Regions from separate parts of the Homo sapiens genome. Here region 1 is linked to region 2. A link is a contact called in ENCODE Hi-C or POLR2A ChIA-PET data. All regions are on one chromosome and are shown on one strand. Each heading gives the region's core, a stretch centred on a gene start or an enhancer-like site at or near the end of the contact. The rest is flanking DNA. Distances are from core to core; before and after follow the strand shown.

Region 1 (5,131 bases), core at 1,591-4,090, 37 kb before region 2:
CTGTACTTACCTGTACCACTTCTTCCTGAGGCCTCCAGCCCAGAGCCAGATCTACATGAACATCTGGATGATTCAGGCCCACAGTAATTCTGGACATTTCGCATACTCGTTACTAAATCAACCAGCCTACTGGCCTAGCTCCTGGTGCTGTGCTGTACTTAGTCCAGGGTTTCTTGTTCTGGAACTGGGTTTCCTGCAGTTTTGTGCATTGGAGAATGATTATCAGCATCTCTGGTCTCTACCAGCTAGATACAGTTGGACTTCAGCACTTTTGTGCATTGTTAGATGTTTAGTAGCATCTCTGGTCTCTACCAACTAGACAGCAGTAGCACCTCCACACCCTCCCATGTGACAACTCAAAGCATTTTCAGATGTGATAGAATGGCCCATGGTGGTGTGAGGGGGCAAAATCCCCAACCCCCCAGTTGAGAATCACTGGTTTATACCAACACAATCTCAGCAACATACGATTTAGTCCCCTTTCATGTTGCTGAGGAGGGAAAAGCATGTCTCTTACTGCCCTTGGTTTCACAGAGTGACCCTACACTATAAAAGCTAGATTAACAAACCCTTCCATACCCTGAACCAACAGCCGCCTATTCAGTCTTCCAGTCTCACTCATTGCCTTGTGCCTCTGTTCTCTTTCCAAAACAGAAAGATTTATCTTCTTTTTAAGTGTTGCTATCTTTACATTTTTTTTCATTTTATATTTAATCTATCACTGACATGTGCTAAGTCAGTGAGAGAGCCAAAAGCTTTCATTTACTAACCAGAAGTTGATTGCTCTCCTCCATCTCTTTTCCTGCATTTCCCTTTAGCTCCATATCTTCTGGGTTTTTGTTGTTGTTGTTCTTATTGTTGTTTTGTTTTGTTTTTGACACAGGGTCTTGCTCTGTCACCCAGGCTGGAATGCAGTGGCACGATCTCAGCTCACTGCAACCTCTGCCTCCTGGGTTCAAGTGATTCTCCTGCCTCAGCCTCCCAGGTAGCTGGAATCACAGACATGCACCACCACACCCACATAATTTTTGTATTTTTATTAGAGATGGGGTTTCACCATGTTGGCCAGGCTGGTCTCAAACTCCTGACCTCAGGTGATCTGCCTACCTCAGCCTTCCAAAGTGCTGAGATTACAGGTGTGAGCCACCACGCCCGGCTAGCTTCATATCTTTCGTTTCTCTTTTCCCCCTTCATCCCTGATTAATGGTATTGAGTAAATCAACAAAGGAGAGGAAATGTTTCAGCATCAGGGTAGATGAGACACTAGGAGAATTAATCAAGTTACTTCCAGGTCTCCATTACCACACTTCACCCCTACTCCAACCTATTAAGACGGTGGTTCTCAAAGTGTGCTCCCAAACCAGCACATCAATATCACCTGGGAACTTAATAGAACTTCTTGGGCCGCACCCAATACCTGCTAAATAAGAAAGGAGGTGGGGCCCAGCCACCTGTGTATTAACAAAGCCTTCCCAGTGATTCTGATGCACGCTCAAGTTTGAGATCTCCCAAACCCAGACACAGCTAAAGACGCTTTGGATCAGTGGTCCTCAACCTGGCTGCCCATTTTAACTGCCTGTTGAATTTTAAAGTATGCAGCTGTTTGAGTGCCAAGCCCAGAGATTTTGATTTGGCTGGCCTGGTGGCTCAGGTACTTTTTTTTTTTTTTAGTCTCCAAATGATTGAAACATCCAGTCAAAGTCTGCTTTAGTTATTCATTTACTGTTTAGCCCATTCTGATCATCACTTATGCTGGTGTTTTGGAATTCTAAGCGAAAATTGGTAAACTTCTAGTGAACAAAGTTTAAAGTGATCTCTTCTGGAGCTTGACTCCCTTGATTTCTATTTCAGTTCTTCTCATTACAATTTACCTTCTCTGTGCCTCAATTTCTCCATATGTAAAAAGCGATAAGTCACTATACCTACTTGTTAAGTTTATTTTAAGAGTTGCATGGGTTTATGTGTGAATATCTTCAGCATAATGCCTGTCACACAGCAAAATCTACACAAAATATTTCTAAAAGATTTTGTAAGTTCTACATGCAAAAAAAAAAAAAAATTCTGCAAGACGAACCTAAGTCAAAATAAGTATCTTGGGAAGAGAGACTTTTTAAAAAGTATTTAAAGGGTATTTCTCTTTTTTTCATATTAGGACCTTTGCTTTATAAGTCCTACTTTTTCCCAAAAACTGTTATATGCTGTTTAAAAACATTGGTAAAAATTAACTTTTCTCATAAAAAATTTTAGAGTTTTACTATATGCCTTTTAAAACTAGCTAATGGAATTTTAAACCAGAGTTCAGAATATTCTATACTCAGATTTGAGCTACAGAAACTGATAAGCCAACAATAAATTCAGCCCTTATGCAAGTTCTGGCAGAAGTGAAAAGACATGGAGATGAAATTAACATCTGCTGAATCTGATCTATAACAGATATTTAGATGAAATTATTTCTGTGAAATCTAGTGAAAACAGTGAAAACACTTTCACAGATGTTTGGGAGGCTGAACTTACATGAAAATGTTTGACTTTTCAAGGTATGGACATAGTCCAAAAGAACTACCATCACTTTTACTCATTGCAACTTTGAAATAAAAGTAGTTACATTCACTTTATCACAAGAGGACATTCATCCGAGAGAAATTAATTTTATCACATGTACCCACAACTACATGAGACAGCATTTCAGGCTGGGTGGACTTTTTTCAATAGCAGAACATAGCCACCCAACACAATACAGCTGCAATAAACACTGCTCAAATTAGTCATCTAGGAGGCAGAGAAGGGGAAGACAGGGAATTTCCAAACTATGTCTTAATCATCAAGCAAACCAACAAAAAAGACTGTGAGGGTGAAATCGTCGTAGCTTCCGATTTCTAAGCAAAGTCCACCTGTAGCTACCAACCATGCCTACTGCAGATGGTTGTAAAACCTAGCCACCCTGAGCTAATTTGATAAGCAGGGCAAGGAGAGAGGTAGGGCATTCCCATAAAACAGCCAGGATAACCATGTCTTGATGGCTAATTCGGCATGAAAACCCGTACGTAATATTCTAGACTCCTTGACTCTTCAATATTCTCATTTTTCTCACTATTCTACCCTTCCACACGGTAAGTCCTTCTTTTTAATTTGTAAGCCACATACACCAAAAAAAGGTGGGGAGGGCTGCAAACACATTCCTGGGAAATGATGCTAGGTCTCCCTTTTGATCACTGTGAATACTGGTTTCTCCTTTGGGTTCATTGCAGACAGGTAGTCAATCTATAGGTGAGGAAAAAATGCCTTCTTGGGCAGGTAATTTGCACAAACTAGAAACACACCATATTTTTGCATTTGTAATATCTGTGTTACCTTTCCATTGCTAAGATCTGTATTTAACTGAATGGCTATAAATACTGCCCCCATAAATACTTGTAATTAAAGAAAGATTCTATTTAACGGAGCACTTACTATGTTAACTGTTCTAATACATTTGGACCTTTAAGTGACCTAGATCATCAGTGGAAACAAAGGAGAGATACTGATTAAAATTCAAGGCTCCTTGAAGCTAGCTGGTTGAGTGTGGAAGCCTTACCTTGACAGTAAATTCTGTTTTCTCAAGTTCTCTGAGTAGCTCTTTTCTTCTTGTTGCATCCTCCACACTGAGACTGGATTGGTCTTCATTAATAGACCCACTGGATTTATCTTCCACAAGCCTGCTTTTTATGTTACCTACTTTGTTCCTGAAAACATTGGAGTTGGTGATGCAGTTCAGATAGTTTCCCTTTGGCTTTAAAGTATACAGTTCTGGGTATGTAGAAAGAGTCAGGATAAGGTTTGGTAAAGTTTGTCCTCTGCGTAGGCAGCTGATTTTGGACATGTTTGGACTGGAAGCAGTATCTAGGTGTGGAAAATGGGGTCATATTTAAATGAATAACATCCTGCTTGGAGGTTATGGACAAGTCTTGAGTGTGCGTGTGTGGAAGGAATTTAGGGGTGGTTAAAATTTGGTATAAAAAAAGGTACTGAAGTCTGCAACTTTGAAACTCATCCAAAAAAAAAAAAACAGGTGAATGGATAAATGGAGAGATGTGATAAAGCAAGGATGCAAAATGCTAACCATTAGAGAATGTAGGTGGCAGTACGTTGGTGTTAACTTCCAACTTTAATTTCAACTTTTGCAAATGCTTAAAATTTTTTTAAAAAGCGTGGAAGGGAAAGTTTAAATGTCACATAGACTGGGCAAGTAGAGCTGGGAAATATGGAACTCCATTTTCTATATTCTTAACCCATGTGTTTATACCTCCATTTATCCACCAAATGAAATATCCACAATAAACCTTTTCCCCCAAATGTAAATAGCTCCATGATTTTCTCCTCTTGTAAAAATGAGATGCATGTGATGATAAATTGTTCCGAAAATATAAGAAAATGTAGAAAAGGTAAAAATCTTACTATCTAAAGAAAACCACTATTAACACTTCAATAAATATTTTTCTAGACATATCCCTACACAAAGTATAAGGCCTTTCCATTTCTGCCTTTTACAGCTGTGCTTTTGCTGCTTCTCCTTCACTTTCCCCTCTGCCAGATCAGGTCTGGCACTTCCTTTAATGTTTGGTTCCAACTTTCTTTTTTCATGAAAACTTCCACTTTGCACTCTCTCCAGCACTAATCCCTCTTGATTTGGTGTGTCCTGTCTTCAGCATTTCTCTTGTCAATGCCTTGAAATTCTCATCAAGCACCTTTAGTTTTCAGATGCATTTTCTTCCCAATTATTTTGCATTCCACCATATTATTTTGCATGCCTCAAGTTGCCAATATGTTTTCCACAAGGCTTGCAATTTTACAAAAACCTGTTCTGATTAAGGCAAAACCATGCTTCTAACTTAATAAGTAACTACACAGTTTAAAACAAAATCCTCCTTCTAGATAGAAATGAGGATATTCATGCCAACCAATATATGCTAATTTAGGGAAACACTGAGATTGTAATTGTAAAATAGAATTTTATTTCAGAAAATATAAGCCAGATTCAGCTCCTGCTGTTTTTGCTTAGATTTTGTCATTGTCCAAAACCACAGTAAGATATCATCTCACACCAGTCAGAATGGCTATTATTAAAAAGTCAAAAAATAACAGATGCTGGCTA
Region 2 (5,657 bases), core at 2,979-5,478:
ACCCACCCCCACTCTAATTCTCTTACCTAGGGTTTTATCTCCTTGTATTGCACAACAGAGCTGCACCAGATAGAGAAGTGGAAACCTAGTTTTTACGTCCACAAAGAATGAGCTACTCATTGAGACATTCATCATTTGCTTAGAATTACTCTTGCATGGGGGAATGGAAGCCCTAAACATTTAATAAATATCCAGAAGCACTGAGGTGTTAGCTTGATTCTGTAGCAGATGTTAAGACCAAAAACTTTATTTAAGAAGCATTTGAATGATTTTTTTAAATTTAATTGCTCAGGTTTCCCTGTAATTTATGAAGGCCTTTAGTGAATAGCCACAAAAATAATGAAAACTTCATATTCAAATAATAACTTAATATTACATTACTGGTTTCCTTTAGAAACATAATGCAAGTAATTCTTTTCAACTTCACCTTCTGTCAACACCATCTCAAGGAGGACTATACATAAAGGAAAATATGCTCCTCATATTTTTATATTTTCCTCTAAATGATAGGGGAAAATACTACTACTATACGGTGTCTTAAAAGTCTTACATTAATTCTCCAGTTCAGAAAATTGGTTGCCTGTAGCCAAAGCATGTAGTAAAATAGGTTTGCATGAAAAGCAATGCTTTTGCTTTTATTTTTTTATTTTTTATTTTTAAATTTTATTTTATTTTATTTTAAGTTCCAGGGTACATGTGCAGGATGTGCAGGTGTGTTACATAGGTTAACGTGTGCCATGGTGGTTTGCTGTACTTATCAACCCATCACCTGGGTATTAAGCCTGGCATGCATTAGCTATTTTTCCTGATGCTCTCCCCTCCATTGCCCTCCCCCAACAGGCCTCAGTGTTTGTTGTTCCTCTCCCTCTTTTATTGATTATAAGACACATAACACAGAGTGACAAGGGGAGAATCAAATGTAATTATCAGCATCATCATCTTGTTGTAATCAAATAATATTACTGCACAAATTTTCCTTTGTGAGCAAAGATTTTATAAAAATAGAAAAATGGGTGTTTATTATTATGTAATAATAAGAAAAGCTCAAAATAAGATAAATTTGAGCAAGTATCTATACTTCCGCTTATTTCGGAAACATACCATCATGTTACTAAACTCACCTCATAGCATTTTAGTTGTTTTTATTAAATCTTCAAACCTTTCAGACACTACTAAGCATAGAGACCATTCATAACAAATGAAACTTTCAGTTTTTTAAACTAAAACTTTCTAAATGTGTACATTTCTTTTCTGCCTTTTTGGAAAGCAAACTTTTAAAAATGTATATACTTTTAGGACACAGAGGCTGAGAGATATAAATTGCTGGGCTCACCTTCCCTTTAGTGGGACAAATGCATTAAAAAAGAGCAAGAGTCCCACAAACCAGGAAGCTGCCCTTGGCCTCTAATACATTAATTAATGTTTATAAAGTGCCTTCTGTATGCCTGGCAATGTACTACAAGCTGGAAATCCAGGACAAATAAGCCACAGTTACCGCCAACCCTTAAGGAACTCATGATCTAGTGAGAAACACAGACATATCTCCAACAACTAAGAGAGAGTACAAGACGCCAGAGCTCAGAAGGCCTTACCCAGTCTTGTGGGACAAAGTTCAAAAGGAGATCATATCTACACTGGGTTTTGGAGCATAAGCAGGAGTTAGCCAGGTGAAAAAGGAGAGGGGGCAGTACATTCCATGAAGACAGGGCGTGTTGCTTGCTTTTGGAGGATTATTTCATTTTATTTTATTTTATTTTATTTTACTTTATTTTATTTTATTTTATTTTTGAGACAGAGTCTTGCTCTTGTTGGCCCGGGCTGGAGTGCAATGGTGCAATCTCAGCTCACTGCAACCTCCGCCTCCTTTGTTCCAGCAATTCTCCTGCCTCAGCCTCCTGAGTAGCTGGAATTACAGGTATGCACCACCACCACGCCCAGCTAATTTTTGGATTTTTTAGTAGAAACAGGGTTTCACCATGCTGGCCAAGCTAGTCTCGAACTCCTGACCTCAGGTGACCTACCCTCCTAGGCCTCCCAAAGTGCTGGGATTATAGGCGTGAGCCACCTCACCCAGTGGATTATTTTATTTTGTTTTGGCCATCTGAGAGAGGTTGGCAGAGAGGAGAAGAAAAACAAGTAATCCCAAATTCCAGTTAGGCTTCCTTCATGGCCCAAGATCAACTGTCCCATGTTAGGTAAAGTCTTCCTCAACTCTTCTGCCCCCATGCAGAAGGAATTACATATTCCTGGGTATTTCCAGATGCCTTTATTCATACTTTGAGCTTAATACTCATCACAGTGTGTCATGGTTAGTTATACAGTGTCTATCTCTATAGTGGTTATAATACATGTTTGGTTGCAGCAAAAGAGACACAACATAACACTGATTTTTAAAAGTTAAATGTCTGTCCTCCTGTTCCCTTCTTTATAACCATCTAGCAAAATCCAGTGAAGATGGGGTTGTCTCCTGTGTTGGGGGCCAGGTCCTTCTATCTCCTGGCTCTGTCATGCCTAGAGTATTACCTTAGTCATCACTGGATCAGAAGAGCTCAGGCCCCCACAGCATCCCAGCCAGCTGGGAGGGGAAAGCATGATGGGGCCCTCTTTTAGGACACACCAAGAAGCTACATAGATCCCTTCTGCATAGATCCCATTGACTAAAACTTAACCACATGGCCAAATCTAATGTCAAGAGGGACTAGAAAATGCCTTATCCTGTGTAGCTGTGGGCCAGGTAAAAAGCCAGAGATCTCTTAGGATAGAATAAGCATCCTAAACTTTTGGCAAACTTTTTCTGCAGAGGACTAGATAGTAAATATTTCAGGCCATATACGGTCTCAGCCATGTCATCATCATTGTTGTCATCATCATTGTTACCATCATTGTCTTCTTTTGCTTCTTCTCCCTTTTCTTACAATTCTTAAAAAATGTAAATTCTTAGCCTGAGGTCTGTACAAAACATTCCACAGGCCAGATTTGGCATGCGGGCCATAGTTTGCTGACCCTACTACTCTATAAGAAGGGAAAATCATACGGGGAGGAAAGTGACCATCTCTGGCATAACGTCTGTAAGATTATAAGCCACTGAGTGGAAAATCCTTGTCTTCTCCATCTTTCTAGTCTTGGCCAGTGCTTGACCCACACAGTAAGTGTTTGATGTTTATGAATGAATGAGTAGAAGGAAGGTGGGGGAGGTTAATTTCACAATCACAATTTGTTAAAATCTCATTTAGTCCCAATGGTAGCCTCTGTTTTGGGGGGTTTCTTTTCTTTTCTTGTCTTTTCTTTTCTTTTTTTCTCTTTTCTTTTTTGAGTTTCTTTCTTTCTTTCCTTCTCTTTATTTTTCTTTCTTTCTTTCTTCTTTTTTTTTTTTCCTTCAGACAGGATCTTGCTCTGTTACCCAGGCTGGAGTGCAATGGTGGTGCAATCATAGCTCACTGAAGCCTTGAACTCCTGTGCTCAAGAAATCCTCCCACCTCAGCTTCCCAAATGTCTGGGGCTACAGGCATGCACCATCACACTTGGCTAATTTTTTTTTTATTTTTGTAGAGACAGGGTCTCACCATGTTGTCAAGACTGGTCTTGAACTCCTGGTCTCAAGCAATCCTCCTGCCTCAGCCTTCCAAAGTACCGGGATTACAGGCATGACCCACTACACTCAGCCCCACTGGTGGTCTTTTCACATGGATTATCATCTAAATACTCCATTTCTTCCAGCCTCAAGAATAGTCTAACAGAGAGCCGACAGAGTGAGTCTAGTGGGCTTTCCACACATGAGTGACCACTCTTCAGTTGATATGGTCAAGCACACCACTTTACCTCCTGACCTCAGGTGCAATTAGCTTCCAAATATTCCACATGCTCCAGTGGACCTTTCTAATTGTAAGCATCCCCCTTTGGCCCCCATTGCAGGTGACACTCCTGGGTGTGTGGAAAGATTATGGGTCCAAAGAACTTACAGCTTCTTCCTCTTGAATAAACATGGTGGCAGGCAGGAGAATCTTGTTTTGGTTTTACCCTTTTAAATATCACATGCTTGGTGGGAATGTTAGCAGAAGTATCCAGGCTGAACAGACACTTTTAAGTTCCCCTTTCTCCTCCTTATTACTCAATATCCTGAGGGCATAATAGAACTTTTCTTGTCTAAGTTTGCCTGGTCAGGGGAGGGAGGTGTGGCTCACTCAACCACTGACCGGGACAAAACCCTGCCAGGCATCAGAAAGCTCCGCAGTTCTTGAGTTCCACATGCAGAGCAGATGCGACAGCTAGAAGTGAGTAGGGCCCAGACCCTGGCCCAGGAAGATCCACTAAAGGAGGCCATCCTTCCGCCTTCTTCTGCAGGAGTCAGGTAACAGCTATGCCTAGGTTTCTTCTTTCAAATAAATGTGTAATTTTTTATAGCAGGAAAAAAGCACCACTTCCAAATTCTGGCAGCACAGACTGTGCTAGCTGAATAACTGAAGGAAACGCATGTTCTGTTGGAAAATAGCAAAAGAGATGAACAGGAGACACTAAAACTCAGCCTCATGGTAGCCAAAAGGATGATAAGCAGATAAAAATGTGGCCGGGAACGTGTCTGTCACTTGCTCTTTCGTAACTGGATAAGGCCTCTCATGTGTTCTTGTTGGAACCTCTGGTGCCACTAGCGTTAAATAACGTCTTGCAGTGAAACCAGAAACAAGGTTTTATTGCCAACAGAGCTGGGCACAGATGGTTTATTTCATCCTGGTTCCTAACAAATATGTGTCCATCCTTTTGATGAGAAAGAGTAACTTTCAATTTCCTCCAAACCTGGCAGGAGGTGAGGATTCACATGAGATTTCTACATAGACTAAAGAAAGGGACTATACTGCCATGAATTATGCCTTCTCAGAAGGAATCCTGGCAAACTGGATAAATGATGACAAACAGCTGCAGATCAGCCAAGGAGGCCTTTCAAAGCAACCAGCAACTCCAAATTTTCCTCGGAGCCTTTGGCTGTCTTGTATACATTGCTGATTCTTCTGAAAAATTCACAAGGTCTTTTCCCCCCATTTAACTTGATTTGCAGGGAAGTAATTAATAGAAATGGGCCTCTGACTCTGCCTTCTATTAGCTGTGTGACTTTGGGAGAGCCACTTAACCTCTCTGTGTCTCAGTTTTCTCATCTAAACATGGGGATAATAATAGAACTCATCTCATGGAGTTGTTGAGGGGATAAAACTATATACACTTTTTGAGTACTAATGTAAAATAATAATTAATATTCACCATTTTAAATATTTTTTCATTAAATACAAATAATTCTGCGTGGGAAACAGATGGGCTTATCACCGGAAGGGTGAAGTTGTGGCTGTGATTTTCTGCCCATGCTATGGGAATGCCACCGGAGGTTTTAGGTAGAGTAAAACGTCCCCATGCAATGTGAGATACACACACTTCAAATAGTCCGATACCTTAAGAAATTAATCATAAGTGATAGGTGAGGGGGAGGAGGATAAGGGTGCTCTTTCCAATAAAACCACATGTTTTATGATGTACCATTAAAGGCGATCCTGAATATCAAAGGCGTTATGGTGCACTTAAGGCACCCCGTGGAAAAGTTGACCATCCGTTTCAAAAAGGAAAGGCTAAAAAGGTTTCCATTTCCCTTGAGAAATTATTGTAAAGGTTGAAAT

The links. A loop is a pair of places that touch in the nucleus more often than their neighbours do. ChIA-PET counts read pairs that join two places held with the same protein, here RNA polymerase II (POLR2A). Pooled maps may share reads with other maps.
Region 1: a map of mammary epithelial cell shows a loop between it and region 2 (5-fold over the local background). The contact joins the enhancer-like site here to the promoter of FYB1 in region 2. A Hi-C loop is called at or near these places in 8 of 168 maps with a recorded cell type or tissue (CD14-positive monocyte, CD4-positive, alpha-beta T cell, Calu3 and 4 more), 1 of 37 single-sample maps with no recorded cell type and 15 of 50 pooled maps. POLR2A ChIA-PET finds 5 or more read pairs at or near these places in 8 of 52 experiments (CD8-positive, alpha-beta T cell, GM12878, K562 and 4 more).

Annotation. Positions count from the first base shown.
Region 1 is chr5:39,254,345-39,259,475 of GRCh38, reverse strand. It overlaps a transcript of FYB1 not described here. Among named protein-coding and RNA genes, the nearest start is that of FYB1, 37 kb to the right of the region's middle. RefSeq lists an enhancer at 2,717-2,926. Within about 2 kb of position 2,840, at least 5 of the 41 ENCODE cell types and tissues checked have a DNase peak (open chromatin) inside an H3K27ac peak, as active enhancers do; they include CD14-positive monocyte, PC-9 and mammary epithelial cell, where a contact is called at or near this core.
Region 2 is chr5:39,218,134-39,223,790 of GRCh38, reverse strand. FYB1 (FYN binding protein 1) reads left to right here and starts at 4,228. Exons shown (of 19, transcript NM_001465.6): 1 at 4,228-4,348. RefSeq lists an enhancer at 2,651-3,152.